2 separate regions of the Mus musculus genome follow, and region 1 is linked to region 2. The links are chromatin loops, found by intact Hi-C in ENCODE. Cell type or tissue: heart. All regions are shown on one strand.

Region 1 (8,000 bases), 200 kb after region 2:
CCTTCCTGTGCCACATAGCAAAACTTTCTCAAAAATAGAACGGCGGCGACACCCTCCCCCCAACACACACAATGGACTTCTGGAGTCATAAAAACAAGGACATCACCAGGCATGGTACCTCATGCCTTCATTTCAACCCTTGGGAGGCAAAAGCAGTGACAAGAGGATCTCTGTTAAGTTCCACGCCAGCACGGTCTGTGCAGAGAGAGGGAGGTAGAGGCAGGAGGGTCATGAGTTCAAGGTTATCTCTGGGTACATAGTAAGTTTTTAGGCCAGCCAGACTTGCATTTTGAGAACCCTTCTCAAAACCTAAAACAACACAAGGAGAAAAAAAAAAAAAAAAAAAAAAAAAGTCAAGGCCATGAGCCAGAAATGATGGTGCACACCAGTGTCCCAGTACTTGGACGGTGGAGGCAGGAGGACCAGAGATTCAAGACCAGCATGGGCTTTGTAGGAAGTTCAAGGATAACCTGAGCTACAAAATAAGTAAATAAGTATACAATCCCTTCTCCACAGGGACTACTAGCCCCAAGAGACAAGGTCTGGAGTCCCCTTCCAAAGGGAGCCAGACTGGGGATGAGGCTCAGTTCACAGAGGGCTTGCCAGGTGTTTGTTTGTTGGTTGGTTGATTGGTTTTTCGAGACAGGGTTTCTCTGTGTAGCCCTGGCTGTTCTGGAACTCACTCTGTAGACCAGGCTGGCCTCGAACTCAGAAATCCGCCTGCCTCTGCCTCCGGAGTGCTGGGATTAAAGGCGTGCGCCACCATGCCCGGCTTTGCCAGCTGTTTGTGAGTCTGAGCTCCACCCACAGCACTCTATAAAGCTGGGTAGAGTGGTCCATACCTGTCATACCAAAAATCGGGAGGTAGAGGCAGGACAGTCATGAGTTCAAGGTTACCTCTGGCTATACAGTATGTTTTTGAGGCCAGCTTGAATTATATGAGACCTTATTTAAAACGAAACAAACCAAACTGGGTCCGTATATTCGTGAAAGGTCAGGCAGGCAGGCATGTCTGAATGGTCTTTTGAAAATGAAGACCCACATCTCACCGCACAGGACATAGGAACTGGGGTTCTTGGGAAACAGACCCTCCGATGTCTTGGGGGAACTCCCAGCCTCATTCAGCATATTGGTGCTGATAGACATGTCCCCCTCCCACCCCCATAAGTCATTAGACTTCAGGTGTCTGGTTCATCCATGTGGTCACATGCCCATCCTTGAGGCACAGACCTGTACTCTTTTCTCTCCTGTAAGCACTTGTTCCCCGGGGTACAGCTTGGTGATCTCCCAGAACCAAGGGGAACCTGACATTGCATTTATTGTGTCCTCCTTAGCACTCAATCTATCCCAGGCCTCAGTCAGAGAGAACGGATCAAGCCCTTAGCATGAATGTGGGGAGCACCTGGGGGGTGCTTCATACTTTAGGACTGAGTAGATAAGGGGATTCATGCCTGTAACACCCAGGAGGGTGAGGCAGGAGGATTGCCAAGAGTTCCAGGTTGGACTGGGCTGCAGAGTGAGAGCCTGTTTTCATAAAAACACAAGCAAGCAGAGCCCAGTTATACATGTCTGTATTCATTCCCAGCTACTTGAAAAGCTGAGGCAGGAGAATAGAAAATTTATGGTTTATGTGTGTATGGACTTCAGAGTAACTTCAAGGCCAGCCTGGGTGATTTAGTGACAGTTCTGTCCTTAGGGGGTAACTGTCTAAAAGTTAAAAAAAAAAAAAAAATTAAAAAATAGTGTGGATGTTGCTCAGTGAAGGATTCCTAGCCTAAGTGTGGGTGAGGCTCTAGGCTGCATCCCCAGCACTGCAAACAAACAAACAAACCCAACACCAAACACAAAGCAGCAAGTGAGCATTAACAAAAAGACCTCAAGCCTAAAAGATCCAGAAGTCTGCTACCACCGATCCAGGGCTGGAAGCCCCCAGTCTCCGGGGACACTGATACGCACTCTTAAGTCACTTTAGAGAGGCCCAGATTCCTTAGTCCCCACCCCAGGGACATCGAAGGCGCCGAGCCTTCAGCTCCAGACCCCAGCTCTAGTCCTCGGCGGAGCTCAGGTGCGGCCCGCCCCTTCCCTGGTACCTGGGGGGGAGGGGGCGGAGACTAGGATTACTCAGCCTCCAGAATGAGGCGATGACATCATCCTGGGGGGGGTGACTAATGGCCGCACGAGGGGGAGGCGGGGAAGTTTACCCGGTAACAGCGGCAGCCGCTTGGCCCCGCCCCCAGGAAGTGCAGGAAGGGGGAGGAACTGCACCCAAATACACAAACACAAGTCCTCCCTGCATCCCTCCCCCCAGCATCCCACGTGCACTTAGCTTCCATGGACCAGAGCAGGAATGATATGTGTGTTTATATGAGTGACAATTTCCTCTAGGCGTGTGGCCAGAGTGTTAGGGAGTTGTTCTATGAAAGTGATCGTGTCAGGGGGCTAGTGTGTCAGTGTGATGGTCCCTGTCAGCACGCTAAGTATGGTGATATGTGCGTGTCAGGCTGTTGCAACAAATAGTTGAGTCCTTGGGCTATTATAAGAGTCCTTGGGATGCTTTTCTGTGAAAAGTGTGCAGATATAAGCAGTAGGCTGGCATGTGTCAATGCTATGGCTCCTGTGTGGGGTTATTTGTGTGACACTGGGATTGTGTCACAGCCATGGAGGTGTGTGTGGATGTGTTGTATTTCTGTACTGATGTCAGTGTGTCTCTCTGATGGTGTCTGCCACGCCAAGCACCAGTAGTACTGTGTGCATATCATAGTAATGGGTGTGTTTACATGCCCCACACTGCCACCAAGCATACACATTATCTATACAATGCCATGTGTCATTGTGAGTATGTCACTGTGGTTGTGTCTGAAGATTGGGTTGCCTGTCCCTGGGACTGTGCACACATCAGTGACATTATGCTGATTATAAATCTCCCTCGAGTGTGGTTGTGAAGTGTGTGTGTGGGCTTATGGTTGTGCCACTGTCACTTGTGACAAGGCCATTGTGTGTCAGTGTAGTGGTATGTGTGAACTGTGCATTGCTTTACTGACTTCAAAAAGATGTGTAGTGCTTCCCGGGGCTGTGTGTGTCTGTGTCTTGGGATTGTGTATGCCTCTAGGTGTGTGTGTGTGTGTGCGTGTGTGTGAGTGCCTGTGTGTGTGTGTGTGTGTGTATGTTAGTGGGTCTATGTATGTTTGTGTATATATTCATCTATGGTGTGCATGTATACATATACATGTGTATATGCGTGTGCATAGGTATATGTGTGTGCACATGTAAGTTTATATGCGTGTATATGTGTGAACATTTGTGCATATGTGTGAATATTTGTGTATATCTGTGCTGTGTGTACACGTGTGTGAATGTGTTTCTGTATGCGAATGCAGATAAGGGTGCATGCGTGTGTATGAATGTGCGTACATGTGGGTGTGGGACGGTCTCCGTGTGTGTGTTGCCGTGTAGAAGAACTCCGCGTGTCCGCGGGACAGTGGTGGCGCGCGCCACCGGGCCTGTGTCAGCGGCTTCCTGGGTGTGGGAAGGTGCGCGTGTCTCCAGGCCTCCTGCCCGAGAACAGCTGCGCCGCTCTCTGATTGGCTGCAGCCTCGCCAGTCAGAAGCTCCGGAATCCTGCGGTAATTTGGTAACTTGGTAACTGGCCCGCGCCGCCGCGGGGCTGGGGGGCTGGGCGGGCCCACGACGCGCCCCATCCCGCAGGGCTGGTCCCTACGGTCCCCACCGCGCCCATAGCCTGTCCTGCCTCAGCATCCTTGCCACTTGCTTGGTTCCTGTTGCCGGGGTCTCTTCCTTTTATTGTCTCTCGTGTCCCACCTCTCTTCCATCTGTTTTGACTTGAACCTGCTTTCTGTCTCTCCAACGTCCGCCTCAATTTCTGTCTTTGTCGCTCACAAAAGTCTTTCTCATTCATGTCTCTCCTTTCCTTCCTCCCCACCTCTCTTTCTCTCCATCCCACCGCTAGGCTCCGAATTCACTTTCTTTTTTATTTTGCAAGAAACACCCACTTTGTCCTCGACCCTCCCCTCAGGCCCAGGGTTCTGGCAGCAGGCCCCATACAAGGCAGACTTCAGGAAGGACTTCCCGCCCTGGTTCCAAACCAGAGCGTTATCGCTCGGGCCAGGCGGAGGCCGGGCCGCCCCGTGGCTTCCGGAGGCGCCCGGGCGGGATGAGCTCACTGCAAGTTGGCTAGGATTTCATCAGCTTCCTCTGCCTGAGTTGCCCCCGCGCTGGTCCTGCGCCGCCAATCCATCGTGCGCTTGCTGCCCCCTAACGGCCAAAGATGAAAGCGCAGGGTTCTCAGACCACGCAGAGGAACCTGAAGTTCTCACAGCAACTCCAGGACTTAGACCTGGTTCTGCAGTTCTGGAGCTCGAACCCAGGGCCACTGAGATGAACTACGGACCCTGAATTGACTGTGTATATGGTTGAGGGTTTCTGTGTATGTGTGTGTGCGCGCGCTTTTGCAAATGTATTCAGGACTTCACACATCCTAAGTTCTTATACATTTAATTATATCCCCAGCCCATTAAAAACTTAAAAAAAAAAAAATTGTGTGTAAGGGCTGGAGAGATTGCTCAGTGGTTAAGAGCTCTGGCTTATCTTTCAGAGTTGTTGTCCCAGGATCCACAAGGCGGGCTTCATTTTAAACTCCAGTCCTATGGTATCTGATGCCCCTTTCTGGCTGCTGTCGGCACTGCACACATGGTATATATTGTAGGGAAAAATATTGCACAGACAGAAAATAATAAATGCTCTTAAAAAAAAAAAAGGTGGTTCATGCCTTTGTCCCAGCACTAGGGAGGCAGAAGCAGGTGGATCTCTGAGTTCGAGGCCAGCCTGGTCTACAGAGTGAGTTCCAGGACAGCCAGGGTTACACAGAGAAACCCTGTCTCATCAAGAAAAACCTAAATAAATAAATAAATAAATAAATAAATAAATAAATAAATGTGTGTATCTATGTCTCTGTGCATATGACCAGGAGATGGGGTTACATTCCCTGGGGTTGGAGTTACAGGCCATAGTGAGCTGCTCGTTGTAGGTGGTGGGAGCCAAATTCTCAGGTCCCAACCCAGGAGCCATTCCTCCAGCCCATTCTCAGCTTATTTGTACTTTTTTGTTTACTGGCAGGGTCTTTTTTTGTTTTTGTTTTTGTTTTTTCGAGACAGCATTTCTCTGTATAGCCCTGGCAGTCCTGGCACTCACTCTGTAGACCAGGCTGGCCTCGAACTCAGAAATCCACCTGCCTCTGCCTCCCAAGTGCTGGGATTAAAGGCTTGCGCCACCTCGCCCGGCTTCAGGGTCTTCTTCTTAAGCTGCCTTTGAGCTCACTCAGTATCGCCTGCTTGCCGTGTGGGACTGAGCAACTGCTAGATCCTTGTACTTCCATTCACAGCTACTACTGACCATTGTTGGGAATTGGACTGCAGACTGTAAGTCATCAATAAACTCCTTTACTATGTAGAGACTATCCATAAGTTCTGTGACTCTAGAGAACCCTGACTAAACAGAAGTTGGTACCAGGAGTGGGGGTATTGCTGTGATAGGCCTGACCATGCTTTTATTTGAAAGAATGTGGATTTTGGGACTTTGGATTTGGAAAGCAGTGGAATGCTTTAAATGTGGCTTAATGGGTCATCCTAGTAGGAATATGGAGTAATTTGAACTGTGTTTAAACTGTGTTGGCCTAAGAGATTTCAAAAGAGAAGAATTTCAGTATGTGGCATAAAGAGTGTTTTTGTGGTATTTTGGTGAAGAATGTGGCTACTTTTTGCCCTTGTCTGAAAAGACTGCTTGAGGCTAAAGTGAAGAGACTTGGACTAATTGCATTAATTGCATTGACAAAGGAAGTTTCAAAAATGCCCAGCAGAGACTTTGTTCTCTGGTTAAGTCTTATGAAGAGAAATTTGAACAAGCATAACAAGCATAGAAAGGAAAAATATAAAATATATGGTTGGAGTATTAAAGGCATACCAAGAAGTGAAATGGAGCAAAATCCTGTGTTCTAGGAGAAATGTTGTTTTTTTTTTTTTTTTTTTTCTAAGACTTGCCTTGGTCATGGTGTCTGTTCACAGCAGTAAAGCCCTAACTAATACACTGACCTTGAAGTTTCAATCCTCTTGCCTCAGCTTCTCCAGTTTCTCGGACCCCAGTACTACCTTGCCCCGATCTGCTCTGTTTTTGTTTTTGTTTTTCAAGACAGGGTTTCTCTGTATAGCCCTGGCTGTTCTGGAACTCACTCTGTAGACCAGGCTGGCCTCGAACTCAGAAATCCACCTGCCTCTGCCTCCTGAGTGCTGGGATTAAAGGCGTGTGCCACCACTGCCCGGCTGACTTTTTTTTTTTTTTAAAGATTTATTTATTATTATATGTAAGTACACTGTAGCTGTCTTCAGACACACCAGAAGAGGGAGTCAGATCTTGTTATGGATGGTTGTGAGCCACCATGTGGTTGCAGGGATTTGAACTCTGGACCTTCGGAAGAGCAGTCGGGTGCTCTTACCCACTGAGCCATCTCACCAGCCCTGACTTTTTATATATAACTTTCAACCATGCCTTTAAATTTGGTATAAGTTCCAGGCTCCAGGAAGTCTGCTTGGATCTGCTGTAGGTCATTTTACTGTCAAATAAACGATCCAGAAATTTGTGTGTTTGGAAGCAATAATGATGGTGCATACCTATTGAGAACCTATAGTTTGCTTTACCTTTAATTTGTATCTATCCATTTATTTATTGAGACAGGGTCTCACTATGTAGCCCTGGCTGGCCTGGAACACTCTGGGTTAAAAAGACTGGCCTCAAACTCACAGAAGTCTGCCTGCCTCTGCTTCACCAGTGTTGGCATTATAGGTGTTTGCTACTACACCCTGCCTATGTGCTCTTTGCAGCAAACTTACAGATTGTTTACTGCAAAACATGTGTGGCTAATAAAAACATTGCATATTTCAGATACTTAAATGAGAAAAAGGTGAATATTCTTGACATAAAGAAATGATAAGGGGGCTGGTGAGATGGCTCAGTGAGTAAGAGCACCCGACTGCTCTTCCAAAGGTCCAGAGTTCAAATCCCAGCAACCACATGGTGGCTCACAACCATCCGTAACGAGATCTGACGCCCTCTTCTGGTGTGTCTGAAAACAGCTACAGTGTACTTACTTACATATAATAAATAAATAAAATCTTTAAAAAAAAAAAAAAAAAAGAAATGATAAAAGCCGGGCATGGTGGCACACGCCTTTAATCCCAGCACTCAGGAGGCAGAGGCAGGCGGATTTCTGAGTTAGAGGCCAACCTGGTCTACAAAGTGAGTTCCAGGACAGCCAGGGCTATACAAAGGGCTGAGATGGCTCAGTGGGTAAGAGCACCCGACTGCTTTTCCATGGTGGCTCACAACCACCTGTAATGAAACCTGACTCCCTCTTTTGGAGTGTCTGAAGACAGCTACAGTGTACATTACATGTAATAAATAAATAAATAAATAAATAAATCTTGGGGGGAAAAAGGGGGGGCTGCAGAGATGGCTCAGTGGTTAAAAGCACTGACTGCTCTTCCGAAGGTCCTGAGTTCAAATCCCAGCAACCACATGGTGGCTCACAACCATCTGTAATGAGATCTGACGCCCTCTTCAGGTGCATCTGAAGACAGCTACAGTGTACTTAGATATAATAATAAATAAATCTTTTTTTTTTTTTTTAAAGAAAGAAATGATAAATGTAGCCAGGTGACTGTGGCACATGCCTTTAGTCCCAGCACTCCAGAGGCGGAGGCATGTGAATCTTCAAGCTCAAGGCCAGCCTGTCTACAGAGTGTGTTCCAGGACAGCCAGGGGCTACATCGAGAAACCCTGTATCAAAAACCAAAACCAAACCAAAACAGAACAAAACAAAAGAGAAACAAGTGTTTCAGGTGAGGGAGACTATGTCAGTTCCTGGGATCTGATCATTGCACATTTTTTATATGTATCAAAATATTACACAGTTATGTGTCAACTAAAATAAAA
Region 2 (8,000 bases):
GGCTCCCACTGTTCCCTTCCTCACCTCTACACCTGCTACCAGTCAGCCATCACCTCCCCAGTCACCTCCTCCAACCCCTCAGTCCCCAATGCAGCCATTGCTGTCCTCTCAGCTCCAAGCCGAACACACGCTGTGAGCCACCACAGCCCAGGAAGCAGGAAAACCAATCGTCTTCTTGACAGGGTGGCATTTGGCCTTGAACAAAATCAGGTCCCCTGGGGTGGAAGTCACAGCCAAGCGCCTTTTTAAGACTTGAGTGGTGGCACTAGCCAGTGTCCCCCATGGCTGGGCAGTTGAGCACCTGCTCTTCACCTGCCCTGGCTATGGCTGTGGCAAGCTGTGAGCCCTCGCCTTGTCTGGGCCAATCTGAGGACTGAACTGACCAGATAGCGGCCCCATCACCCCTACTGCTCCTTGGACCCCTTGGCCCAACCTGTCTGCCTGCACCAGCGTCAGGCCCCACCATCGGGACATCACCCCAGCCTCTGCCAGGGGCAGAGGTAACCCCAAGCAGGGCTGGCCCCTCTAAAGAGGACATTTCCCAGTTTGTCCTTTCTTGTCCATACCTACACACACCTGCAGCGGGGGTCTGGGGAACATGTGGGCTATGGCTCTGCTACCCCGTAGGACACACTGGGTCACTGGCATGGCCCAACAGCACAGCAAGAGGAGAGCTTTGTGCCTATACCCAGTGTGTGGCTTTCCTCCAACCCCTTCCCAGACTTGTGATCCATTCCCTGCAGCAAAGGAACACTGGAAGAAAGATGGAGCTCCTCCACAGAGACAGAAAGAAACCACAGCAAGAAAACAGACCTCAAGTTTCCACTCTGACCTGCCAGGTGGCCACTGGGTAAACAAGTCCTTTTGTCTATGTATGACAGCAAAGCAAGGACACCTGGGCAGTAACTGCAACCACAGCCCCCTCCCCCCACTCCCTAAGAACACAGCCCTTGGAAGGATTGTTAGCATGGCCCCCACCCCTCCTGCCAACCAGCACACTACATACACTACTATAGAAACACTACAGGTGTGTGCACACAGCACTCAGGTTGGCATGTTTGGTGTTGAAATGGGGTCATTTCATTCCATGTTATGAATGCAACCAGAAAGGGTGTCTGGGATATGAGCAGATGTGGCATCTTCCAGAAATGATCATCTGGTTATGGAATGAAGGGACCTGTTCTCAAGCAAAGGTCATCACAGTGACCCAACCCAGACACTTCCCCAGCAGCCTCCCCATACTCTGCTCCTGATGTGGCAACCCTTGTCGGCTCCTGCCTTTGCCCCCCACTTTAATCTAAGCACTGGGCCATGAAATCTGACACTAAGGTACCCTGAGCATAGGAGGGGCATGGGTCGCACCATTGCACTTTAGAAATAACACGGAGTGTTCCCAAGGGCCTCAGGTGGACTGCCACCCTGCCTTTATCTCTGTAGGATAAGAGGAGGATGACTGGCCTCTGGCCCAGGTCCTGGCTGTCTCCCTATCTCTAATACTTGGCAACATAAGGTGCTTGCAAACACTAAGGCTGCCCCCTGCAAAGTAAACTCCAAGACAAACCAAACCCAAGGTACAAATGTGTTACACATAAATGTTTTCCTTCCTGGGGGTCTGTGTTGGATGTTGTGGGCCTGGAGTCAATAGGAACATACAATGTGTGTAGTGTCCGCTAAGGTTGCAGTTGGTCCCCTGCCCTGACTTCATGCCCCAAGCCTCAGCTATTGGAATGGCTTCCATTCAGTAGCTTCTGTGTTGGTCCTTTGTAGAGATGGAAGTGGAGCCATCCTGCTGTGAACAGTTATGAACCAGGGGAGGCTGCTGCATGTGCCTATTATGTTGGCAGTGGGTGGCAGGCAGAGGCAGGCACGCGATTAGTAGAGCCCTGCTTGGGCCTCACTTTGTGGACACCAGGCTGGTGCACCTCCCTTTTCAGGCACTCTGAGTGTCCTTCCCACCCATGACAAGGCAACCACAGAAGTCAGAACAATCAGGCTTGAGTGGGTGGCCAGGTCAGCTACTGCCCTTCCCAGAAAGCCCTGGAGGTGACCATAGCCTGTCACCACCCAACATCACCACGGGCTGGGTTTTGTGTTTCACATTGGGTAGTATGCATTCTGTCTGCACTGTCCCACCTTCTCATCTCTACCTTTTAAGGGATATGGAAAGGTCTGGAGCTCTGTCTGACCCCACACTCTCCATTTTCCCCAGCCAAGGCAGACAGCAGCACTAGCAGACGGTCTTAGAACCTTCACACTGTCTCTACCACTACATGGAATGACATAAAAGCAACTTGTAGGCCAGAGGGGTGGGGTGAACCCTTCTGTGGTCTGTACCCCTGGTCTAGTGGGAGGAATCCCTGAAGACCTGCATCCCCTAAGTGAGGACCCTACAGGGTACCTTGTGCTCTGCCCCCAGACCCATAGCCTTAGCAGTGGGCCAACTACAATCCTCATCTCCTAAAGTCATCTACAGATGGCAGGTGGAAGAAAGTGGTTCTCCATTCCACATCCACTGCCAGTGTGCATGGGGAGGGCAGGGGATGGACTGGGTCACTCTAGGACTGCAGCAGCCAGGGACACTGTAGAGAGGCTAAGGCTAGAGGCACTATTACCCAACCATGAAGCCACCCAAGTAGTGGAGCCAGGACATAAGTTATTGTTCACATTAAAGAATCATGTTCCCTGTGTACATTTTAAGCAAAGGAAAAGTCTTGGGATTGTATGGGAATAAAACTTGTTTGAAAATTTGGAATAGTGCTGCTGTCAGCTTATTTTTCTGGTACTTGTATTTTCTATGTTAAATGATCTTTATATGTGTTGGATTAACAAATATTTTGAGTTTCCTGAAAACAAACAGAAACATTAATGGTATTGAAGTGTGTTAGTAGTCTGGCCGTGTGCCCAAACTTATGTTTCGCAGCAAAAGTGGAAACCTGTCTGTAAAGCAAGTGTAACGATGATTTCCTGTATCATGGGGGCTCAAACCAGGACCTCTCTAGTTGCTGTTAGGAATGTCTGCTTCATTTCCAAGCTTTTTTTTTTTTTTTTTTTTTTTTTTAAATACGTCATGGGTTTCTGAGGCTCCAGCCTGTTTAGTGCATGGGCAGCCATCCTGGCAGCCAAGACATCTCTGACAGAAGTGTTTTTGTTTGGTTTTGTTTTTTAAGATTATGTATTTGCTACAAAGTATTGTACTTGTCTCAATGGGAATGGTGTTAAAAAAGAAAAAAAGACAGAAAAGGCCTTATGTGATATGTATCATAGTTAATAAATCAATCTTGTAAAAAAAAAAACCATAAATAAAAACAGGCCTGAGAGAAATGAAGGGCCGCAGTCTCCACAGCAGCCTGGGGCCAAGTGGGGACAGTCCTACCCCTCATCCTCTGCAGCCGTGTTGAGAGGACAGAAGTCGGAGAACTGCAGATGGCCAGAAGCTTTGGAAAGTTGTAAGAAGTGAGAAGGCTAGCCACCTAAAGAAGCCACAGCAAAAACATTTCCACCACCCCTGAAAATACTGAAAGAGTAACTGTGGTGCACACATGTAGTCCTAGGACCAGGTGTGCTGAGACAGCTGGTTTTAAACATCTGTGTAAGGAAGTTTGAGTGGTTGTGAGTGTGGGCACATGGCTATCACGAAGGCCCATCAAAGAACACCTTGGTGAAGTAGGATCATCCCATCATCTGGATCCCAGATGGTGGCAAGTGCTCTTTCCTCTGCCTCCATTCCAGTGCTCTAGAATACTGTAACTCAGGCCTGCTGAGATTCTGATGGATCCCCACATGCACGCTTAACCTGACCTCCCTTGACCCTTCCTTCCCTATGGCAGGGGCCTAGAAGTTCCTCATACAGGATGTCTATCACAGCACCACCATGGATGGGGAAAAAACTCCAGGCAGCCTCAAACTTCAAGCCTACCTACCTACCTCCTCCTCCTCCACCTCCTCCTGAGTTTTGTTTTGTTTTGTTTTGCTTCAGGTTTCTCCATGTAACCCTGGCTGGCCTCCTATGTGTGAGTTAGAGGCAGTTGTGAGCCGCCCAATAAACCGAACTTGGGTCCTCTGCAAAAGCAGCAAGCTCTCAATCTCTGAGCCATCTCTCCATCCCCTATTCAGTTTTTTGTGGTTTTTTGTTTGTTTTTTGAAACATAGTTTTATATGAATGTGTTTTTGTGGGTAAATGCAGTGCCTGTGGAGGCCAGCAGAGGGCATAGGATCTCCTGGAACAGGGGTTACTAGTTGTGAGCTGGGAAGAGAATTCTGGTCCTCTATATAAACAGCATGCACCTTTAGCCACTAAGCCAACTCCACCCCAAGATGGTACTAATGTATAGCCCAGAGTGTTCCTATACTTGGTACAATCCTGAATCAGCTTCCTGAGTGCTGAGATTACAGGTGTAAGCTACCACTCACATGAGTCTAGAGTTCTAGTGGGCACATCTGTGACTCTCCTATGCCCAGCCAGAATGTCGTCACCTGATTCTAGGCTGGTGCAGTGGCACGTTGGGTAAAAGTACTTGCCACCAATTCCTGAGGACTTGATCCCTGGGACCTCCACAGTTGTCCTTTTGTTTTTATTGTTTAGTCTGGAGGAGCCCTCAATATGTAGCTGAGGCTAGCCTTGAACTGATTCTCCTGCCTCCAACTTCCCAGGTAATAGGGTTGCAGATAGGCTACTCCCCACCCCATGACTAGGAAGCTCTGAAGTGTACTTAACTTGGCATTAGATTGTCTCCACTCATTTAATTCAGAATCCCAGAGCATGTGCTCTGTGCCGGGCTCCAGGAAGCACAGCCACAGGCACAGCTCTGCCTGCCCAGAGCCCACTTCTCAGTGGAATTATCAGATGCTGTCACAGCTGTGTGACCAGTGGGTCGCTCTTTAAGCTCTCCCTGAGGAAGTGACTCAGTTAACAGCATATACTGCTCTTGCAGGGATCTGAATTCCGTTACCAGCACCTACACAGGCTAACTACTGATTGCAACGCTTCTGTCCTCCATCAATCCCTGTACTTATATGTACATGCACCTAATAGTAAATCCATGAAAGGCAGCCAAACCTGGTGTTACAGGCCAATCATAGTAGCTACTCAGGCTAAGGCAGGAGAATTTCCCTTTTCAGGCCTGCTTGAGCCACCAAGGAATTAAAGGTTTAGCAAGATTATCTCACAAAACGTAAAGGGAGGTGGGTGTGGATCAGTGGTAGAGTTTGCCTAGCATGCACAGGCAGAAGGCTATGTGTTCGGTCCTCAGGGCAAAAAGGGACAAAATATTAAGCCAAGTGTGCCTATAGTCTATAGGCATGCCTATAGTCCCCACAATCAAAACCTGAGGTGGGTGGGGTGCAGGACAGAGAGATGGCTCAGCAGTTAAGAACACTGGTCTTCCAGAGGATCTGGGCCCAATTCCCAGCACCCACACATATGGCAGCTCAAAATCGTAACTCCAAGATCTGACACCCTCACACAGAAGGCAGGCAAAACACCAATGCATGTAAAATGAGCACACGTTTTTAAAAAGCTGAGGCAGGTGGATTATGAGTTTAAGGTACACTTTGAGACCTCATCTCAAAATCACTAAAAAACATCAATAATGAGAGAGACAGTCCAAGCCAGAAAAGATTTGAGTGAATCCTAGCCTGGGCGCTGAGTCAGTTGGATTAGCACACTGCGAGAATGTGAACATGAGAAGGAGAGGTGGGGGTTGGCACATCTTAGAACTCCAGACAACAGAGTCAGTTGAATGTTGAGTGCACCTGTGAGAACCAAAGCTGGACATGCCAGAATTGGCATCAAAACAACACCTGCAGAGAGAATGCACTGCCTTGTTCCATGTGGCCACCAGGGGTCAGCAGAACACCATCCTGCCCTGCTGCATACAAAAGTTGAGATTGGGAAGAAAGCACCCTAGGGCTGGGGAGTGTGGGGGAGCGGCTAGGGAGAGACTTGTTCTGAAAACTGGGCCCTAGAATCAAAGTGTCTCACATGGCATACTACATCATTCTCAGTTGGTTAATTCATCCACCAACCTCATCTACCAAGTCCATTCATTTATTCTGCCACTGTTACAGAGGTGAGGGAACAAGCCCCACTGAGCTTTATAAACTAAGAACTTAATTCAGGCCAGGTGCAGTGCGGGGTGCCAGACATCTGTAATCTTGACACTGGGGAGCCTAAGTTGTTAAGACTGGCTTAAGTTACACAAGACCTTGTCTCAAGAGGGGAAAGGCAACATGGGGCTGGAAGGCTGTTCTTGTGAAGGACCTGGGTTCGATCACCAGCACCCACATAGGGTCTCTCAACCATCTGTAATTCCAGTTCCAGGGGATCTGATGTCCTCTTCTGGCCTCCGTGAGCACCAAGCCCCAAAACTTAAATGCAGAAAAAGTATATAAAAGTAAGATAATTTTGAAAAATTGCAACAAAGACTGATAACCTGAATTCAATCCATAGGACCTACATAGGAGATGAGAATGGACTCTGTCTGATCTCTACACACAATAAGCAAATAACTAATAAGGGCTGGAAAGACGGCTTAGAGGTAAAGAAGTACTTGCTGGTTTTCCAGAGGTCCTGAGAGGTTCCCAGCACCCATGTTGTGACCTCACTTCACCTACAGGGGATCTCATGCTGCCTTCTGGCCTCCAAAGGCATTGCACATACCATAAAGTTTAATACATAAATTAAAAAAAATAAAAATGGGCTGGTGAGATGGCTCAGTGGGTAAGAGCACCCGACTGCTCTTCTGAAGGTCCAGAGTTCAAATCCCAGCAACCACATGGTGGTTCACAACCATCTGTAATGAGATCTGGCACTCCCTCTTCTGGAGTGTCTGAAAACAGCTACAGTGTACTTACATATAATAAATAAATAAATCAAAAAAATAAAATAAAAATAAAAATAATCCTTGAATCTGCAAATGTGATTCAGCAGTATAGAAAACTGGCTGCTCTTCTAGAGGACCCAGGTTGGATTCTTAGCACCCACATGGTGGCTCACAAAATTTGTAACTCTTTTTTTTTTTCATTTTTTATTAGATAGTAGATTTATAAAAATTAATAAATTCGTTGGGCAGTGGTGGCACATACATTTAATTCTAGCACTCCGGAGGCAGAGGCAGACAGATCTCTGAATTCGAGGCCAGCCTAGTTTACATAGTCAGATCTAGGACAGCCAAGGCTACACAAAGAAAACCCTGTCTCAAAAACAAACAAGCAAATAAACCTATCAATAAATTCGACTGTGGTAACCTACAACTGCAATTCCGAGAGGCAGAGGCAGGTAGATCTCTATCAAGGCCGGCCAAGGTTACATGGTGAGATCCTGTCTGAAAACAAGAAATAATTGTAAGTGTAAGGGCTGGTGTGTCACTTGGATGCTAGAGAGCTTGCTGGTGTGCAGGAAGCCCTGGGGTTGAGCCTCAGCACCGAATACAAGTAGAGAACATCTAATCCCGGCAGTGTTTGCCATGCACAGAGCTCATGCACAAAGCCAAATGCAATGGCCACACATCTCTAATCCAGCAATCCTACTTTGAGAATCGAGGCAGAGACGGAATCGCCACGAAGCTCAGGGGCTAGCTTGCCTGGTATACCACGCGTGGCACAAACAAGCCCCTTAGCAGTCCTCTGACCATTGGGTGCCCCCTGGCAATCCCAGACAGAACTTCAGCTCCACTACCCAGCAAGTTTTCAAGTCTTGCAAGTTTTCACCAGCTCCCCCTCCCCACCCCTCCTGTTTCTGCCATACCCAGCGCCAAGTTGCCAGCCAATCCCACCAGTGATAGCTTAGAAATACCACATGAGTCTAACAGACTTGGTGGCATTCGCCCTTTATCTCAGCATGGAAGGATATCTGTGAGTATGAGAGCAGCTTGGAATATACCGAGTTCCTGGCCAGTCAGGGCTACATAGGGAGACCCAAACTCCGAAAGAGAGAAGGCTGGGGAAGGGATGAGGGATTCCGTGGCCTTTCAGGCTATCTCCCACCCTGTTCTTTCCCTAGT

What was found. Peaks named below come from ENCODE experiments on the same cell type or tissue, not always from the same donor. Only the 100,000 strongest peaks of a DNase experiment are listed, where the experiment ranks them.
Region 1: a loop joins it to region 2, with 2.4 times the contacts of the local background. A loop is called at or near these places in 2 of 42 quality-filtered maps.

What each region holds. Positions count from the first base shown.
Region 1 is chr7:16,291,206-16,299,205 of GRCm38, reverse strand. No RefSeq gene overlaps it. Among named protein-coding and RNA genes, the nearest start is that of Ccdc9, 8.4 kb to the right of the region's middle. In heart, CTCF peaks have their summits at 2,261 and 4,274 (motif pointing left); DNase peaks (open chromatin) are centred at 2,235, 3,625 and 4,165; H3K4me3 peaks cover 2,595 bases; H3K27ac peaks cover 3,325 bases.
Region 2 is chr7:16,489,789-16,497,788 of GRCm38, reverse strand. It overlaps Arhgap35 (Rho GTPase activating protein 35), which reads left to right. Exons shown (of 7, transcript NM_172739.4): 7 at 1-3,316. The coding sequence ends at 136. Among named protein-coding and RNA genes, the nearest start is that of Npas1, 17 kb to the right of the region's middle. In heart, CTCF peaks have their summits at 4,192 (motif pointing right) and 7,647; a DNase peak (open chromatin) is centred at 7,648.